Regions from separate parts of the Homo sapiens genome. Here region 1 is linked to region 2. A link is an interaction called in ENCODE POLR2A ChIA-PET data of the cell type or tissue named here. Cell type or tissue: B cell. All regions are shown on one strand. Links, peaks and the distances in the headings refer to the core of each region. The heading gives the core; the rest is flanking DNA. Region 1 overlaps LINC02568 (long intergenic non-protein coding RNA 2568). Region 2 has its middle 25 kb from the start of USP3.

Region 1 (2,914 bases), core at 175-2,674, 83 kb after region 2:
AGAAAAAAACAAGGTCCACCATCAGTTGAGCCAATTTCAGAAAAAGAACAAAGAGGAATGACTTGCCCCAGTATACTCCAATGCTATATAATAAAACATTACGGCACTGTGGTGTAGAAGCATGGAAATAGAGTAAGGGTGAGAAAGTGTCAGAAATTCATAGGTATGCTTATGTGTTTTGTTGTATGTGCACCTGATGTATGAAAAACAAGTAAATGGGGAAAGGATGGGTTGCTTAGTAGACAGTGTAGGGAAGATTGGCTCACTACATGGAAAAAAATTAAGCTGCATTCCTAACACCATAAGCAAAGGTGAACTTCAGAAGAATTAAAGATATAAATGTGAAACACCACCCTACAAAACATAGATATGCATGTGTATGCATATATATACGTCAGAATATATTTATGACCTTAGAAGTGGGGAAGAATTTTTTTAAAAAACATTCAAAAAGTGTAACTGTATTCCCTGCCCCTCAAATTGATGACTATATCAAAATTAACAATAATGACGATGGCAGATATAGTTATCTAAATGAACAGACAGGTGATAGACTGAGAAAAAAATATTTGAGACTCCCAAGACCAGCAAGAGATTATTATACAGAATATATAAGAAAGTCCTACAAATCAATCAGAAAAAGAGAATACAACAGGAAAATGGGCAAGGATATGAATATGTGACTCACCCCAAAAAACCCACTGGTTTTGCTCAACCTCACTAGTTTTTTTGTTTTGTTTTGTTTTGTTTTGAGACAGAGTCTCACTCTGTTGCCCAGGCTGGAGTGCAGTGGCACGATCTCGGCTCACTGCAACCTCCGCCTCCTGGGTTAAAGTGATTCTCCTGCCTCAGCCTCCCGAGTAGCTGGGACTACAGATGCCCGCCACCACGCCCAACTAATTTTTGTATTTTTAGTAGAGACAGGGTTTCACCATGTTGGCCAGGATGGTCTTGATCTCCTGACCTCATGATCCACCCGCCTCAGCCTCCCAAAGTGAACCTCACTAGTTCTTAGATAAATGAAAATTAAAACAATAGCAAGACTAAGTCTTTTTACCCATGAGGTTGGAAAATTAGGAGACTGGATAATACCAAACTCTGGCAGGTTGTAAGGAAACAAAACGGAAAGGAAACAAACACTGTATTCTAGGGCATGTCAAAGATAGAGCCAGGCACCGGTTAAAGCAGCCAGGACAGGTTTTATTCAGGGACTACTGCAATAAGGAAAAAGAGTAGAGTGTGAACAGAGTACCTGATGCAAAGTACTGGAGACTATTTAAAGATTAAGGGAAAGGCACTGTGGGGTGTTAAGGGAGGGTTAGTCTATGTGATTGCGCCACCTGGATTTGTTCACTGGTGCTTATCCGAAGGATAAACACACTTCTCCTAAAGTAAGGCATCCATAGCAGTTAGGCCCTTATCCTCCTGGGAGAAGAGCTATAGCTCCCTGAATATCTGCATTTCAAAGAGAGGGCTCTCAGATCCTTGAGGAGACCGTTTTGGGTGGGAGATTTACATCTCAAAGGGCAAAGGAAAGATTTATAATTGCAAGCTTTCTAAAATAACTGCTCTAAGAGGGAGCTCAGGGGCTTATCTGCCTATCACCAGGTTTTGGCCAGAATAAACAGTAAATTCTCCTGGCAGCATTGAGCTTCCAGGCAAGCATTTTAAGGGAGGCTGGTATCATCCTAGGGACATGGTCTTAAGCTGCTAGAAGCCATGCTAGGGTTTGGTCAAGTCTCTTAGTGCAGGGGTTTGGACAGAGTCATTACGGGCAGAGAGTTCTGCAGTTCGCAGTCACAACCTAGACGTACTTTGTGAAAATAAATATGCATCAGCAATTCCACTCCTAGACATATGCTTCCGAGAAACTCTTACACAGGTCCTAAAGGATCACGGACAAAAACACTCACCTCACTGTAGTACTGGTAGCAGGGAGCTGGGGCATTTGCTAGGGGAATGGATAAGTAAATGCGGTAGGTAGGTTTAAAAACCAAACCACACAAAATAACATATTTTTGTTAAATATAGTGAACTGCAAATTTCTCTTCAAAGAATCAGCACGTCAGTAGTTTCAGCTCTCTTATTCTTTGATTCTCCATTTTAAAGTTTAACTTCCTGGTTCTCTTTGCCCACTTGCTTCTAGTTTAAGTAAACAACTTTCCCCGTAGTCCTAATCAGTAGTTCACATCTGTTCCCCTGGTCACCTGCTCCATCTTGACTCATTGTGGTCATCTTCTTTGACCTGAGTCACCCTTGGTCACCTTCTCTGACCTAAGTCACCTTTGGTTACCTGTTCCTAACTGTCCTTCCTGCCAAACTACTCACTCCGCCACTCTGACTCATACCCCTGCCCCTTTAAAATAGCCAATCAAAATTAGCTTAGACTGTGCGGTCCAACCCTAGCCAACAGGGGAACAACACAGCAGCAGGGCCTACCTGTGTCAGGAATCAGAACTCCTGCCCCTCCCCTGTCCAGGTGTGCTCTCGCCATTGTTCCATCTGTGATGAGCACCCTTTCTGCAGAAAGTAAAAATTGCTTTGCTGAGAGAATTAAATGTATGTTCGAGTGCTATTTCTTTGTGGCACCAGGGAACAAACATTTCTAACATTTTGTAAGTTCACATACATACCCAAGAATACATTATCACAATATCAGAGTGACAGCGTGTGGGAAGAAGGAGAATGGGTATCAGAAATGAAGGTGGGGGGGAAATCAAATAAATAAAACAAGAGCAACTCCTTACACGATGGATAATGAGTGAGCCCCATACTCCACTCACTACAGTTGCAGTCAGAAACAGAGAGAGGGAGAGAAGAGAGGGGAGAGGATGAGAAGGTGGGAAAAACAGAAAGTGTGTCACTCTGGCAGGATGGACAATGACTGAGAGGCTAGGGTGGGAGAGACCAGGGA
Region 2 (2,914 bases), core at 86-2,585:
TCATTCCACATCATTAATTCTCCCATGTTTCTAGGGCTTACATTTTATCTCCTCATTGGGAAACTGTAGGGGAACCCCCCTCCCTCCCTCCCTCTCCTTCCTTCCTCCATTTACTCCCAGGCTCCCCTCAGACACTTGCACTCTGGGACTTGATTCAAAGCCAGTCATTTACCCCAGGCAGCAGCTATGAGAAACCAGGTAGACCCTCCAAGCAACGAGCTAAGAGAAACATCCCCAAACAACCAGAATGGGCCCTCGCACTGTGCCCTCCTCCTCTCAGACACCAGACAACGGTGGGCTCATCTGGGCTGCATTTAAGAGGCTGATGGCCCTGATCTGCAAGCCTGGTTTAGAACCTGCCCGTTCAATTTGGATTTGATTCTATTCAATTAGATTTAATTCCTTCCAACAATGAAGTATCAGGTGCTGGGCAAGACCAGTGTGTTTAAACCTCTGAGGCTCACCTCCCCAGAAAACAACTTTGTCAGTGACAATTCCAAAAGTGGAGTCTAGTTGAAAGGTATTTTAACTGGGACAAGGAATGGAAGGAGAGGGAACTGCAGGCTATATGGGTTTTGTCATGATTGAGGAATCGATCATGACTGCTCCTCCCACTGAGGCCTCCAAGCCTCACCAGGGAGATAGGGTATTCACATCAAACAGGCCAAGGCCACAGAGGGCTAGTCACCCCTCAGTGTAGTTTAGAAACCTGTGTGTGCTGCGGAGCAGGAGCAGGAAAACCAAGGGGAAAAAGAGCACATCATGAGAGGAGAAACAGTTAAAGCTGTCCCCTTTGATATCCTCCCTATTGGAAAATTCCAATTCTGACGTTCCAGTTCTTTTTTTTGAGACAGAGTTTCGCTCTTGTTGCCCAGGCTAGAGTGTACAATGGCGCGATCTCGGCTCACTGTAACCTCTGCCTCTCCAGTTCAAGTGACTTTCCTGCCTCAGCCTCCCAAGTAGCTGGGTTACAGGCATGCGCCACCACGCCCGGCTAATTTTTGTATTTTTAGTAGAGATGAGGGCTCACCATGTTGGTCAGGCTGGTCTCGAACTCCTGACCTCAGGTGATCCACCCTCCTCGGCTTCCCAAAGTGCTGGCATTATAGATGTGAGCCACCTCGCCCGGCCTCCAGTTCATTTTAAATACATTGAAAAATATATCCATCTATTTTGAGGGAGCAAGTCTGATCACAAGACAGTAGGGAGAGGTATCAAGGTGAGCGGGTGAGAATGAAACAAGTTACACTAATTAGTAAATTGCAGAAGACACTGTACATGTCAGCCAGACCTCTAAAGAGACAAAACAAGATCAAGACAAAAAACCCCAGCAGATTTGAAGAATGTTTACATTCTTGCAACCACAAATGGGAAGTGAGCTCAGGGCCCAGTGGGAGTTTAACAAAATAAAGTTCAAAGTGGAGGCTGCTCTGTGCATATTCCACCCCCTGGTTGCCCTGGCAATGAAACATCTGCCTTACAGTAATGAAATCATATTGAGAAGAAACCCACAAGCGCAAGAGAGCGTCTTTGCCTGCAGACTTGCTGTTGATGTTGCATCTGCCTGCAGCCACCACTGCTTTACTCACTGACAAGGTGCCTAGTGGGAAACCCCAGGAACCTAGGCCTGGGAGGTCTCAGGAGCTTCACCTCCTGGAGGCCTGCTCGAGGGGCTTGGCCTCAGAGACCTGCACTCAGGAGGGGTCAGAGACAGTAGAACTTGGGGTCCGCTCCCTGGCTAGCTAATTAATTCTTGAGCATGTCTTGGAGACGTCGCAGAGAAGGCAAAATGAGTAAGATGAGATCCCTGTTCTTGAGGGGCAGAGAAAGTAGAGGTGCAAATACACAATTAGTTGTGAGAGAAGGCCAAGTTGAGAGGGCAAACAGAGTCCTACAGAAACTCTTTTCTTCTTCATTATTCTTTTTCTTTTTTTTTTCAAGACAGAGTCTCACTCTGTCGCCCAGGCTGGAGTGCAATGGCGCGATCTTGGCTCACTACAACCTCTGCCTCCTATGTTCAAATGATTCTACTGCCTCAGCCTCCCGAGTAGCTGGGATTGCAGGCGTGCATTACCACATCCAGCTAATTTTTGTATTTTTAGTAGAGACCTGGTTTCACCATGTTGGCCAGGCTGGTCTTGAACTCCTGACGTCAAGTGATCTGCCCACCTCCGCCCCACAAAGTGTTGGGCTTACAGACAGCCGTCACACCCGGCCTTCTTTTTCTCATATAGAGGTCATGTTTTTATGGAAAGAAACTTAGCAAGGATGAAAATAAGCCAAAGGAAAAAATTAAAATCACTCCAAATCACATCAGCCAGAGAGAACCACCATTAACATGTTAACATTACCATTAAAGGTGTATCTTTTCGAATGTTTTCTTATGCAAATAGATGAACATGTTAAAATATATATTTGTTCTGTCTATATAAACATATTTTTTCTGAAACAAGATTATATTACATATAGGATTTTGCCCTTTGGCACCTAAAAATACACCATGAGTATATTTTCAGGGAGCACATATATACAACTGGCACCGACATATTTAATATCTGCACTGCTTCCATTATTTGACCTTAAAATAACTTAGCCAACCAAGGTGGAGAGATGGGAGGTTGCTGTCCTTTCCCTCAAGTCGAGTGACGGGGTTCCAATGGCAACACACACTGAGGTGCACAGAGCCCACGCTGGTGTCAGACCCCGCTTGAGAAATCTCAAGGGCATGCAGTCTGGCTGGTAGCTGATGGATAGGATAAAGGGCAGAAGCTGTGCCAGGATCAGCCACCACTCCCAGGATTGTCAGAGTCCAGGATTCACAAGCATTTCCCAAGGACCACAGGCCCAGAGAAACAGGCTGCTTGGTGATCAACATAAAGGTTACAGCAGAACGGAGCTTGCACTTTATTTGGAT

The links. Peaks named below come from ENCODE experiments on the same cell type or tissue, not always from the same donor. Only the 100,000 strongest peaks of a DNase experiment are listed, where the experiment ranks them.
Region 1: POLR2A ChIA-PET joins it to region 2 with 6 read pairs; 2 of 35 experiments call an interaction of 5 or more read pairs at or near these places.

Annotation. Positions count from the first base shown.
Region 1 is chr15:63,395,207-63,398,120 of GRCh38, reverse strand. LINC02568 (long intergenic non-protein coding RNA 2568) reads right to left here. Exons shown (of 7, transcript NR_120375.1): 3 at 2,440-2,520. Among named protein-coding and RNA genes, the nearest start is that of LINC02568, 6.4 kb to the right of the region's middle. In B cell, for the core only: no CTCF peak of the experiment used is centred there; no DNase peak of the experiment used is centred there.
Region 2 is chr15:63,478,346-63,481,259 of GRCh38, reverse strand. No RefSeq gene overlaps it. Among named protein-coding and RNA genes, the nearest start is that of USP3, 25 kb to the left of the region's middle. In B cell, for the core only: no CTCF peak of the experiment used is centred there; DNase peaks (open chromatin) are centred at 649 and 1,439; H3K4me3 peaks cover 1,486 bases; H3K27ac peaks cover 2,500 bases.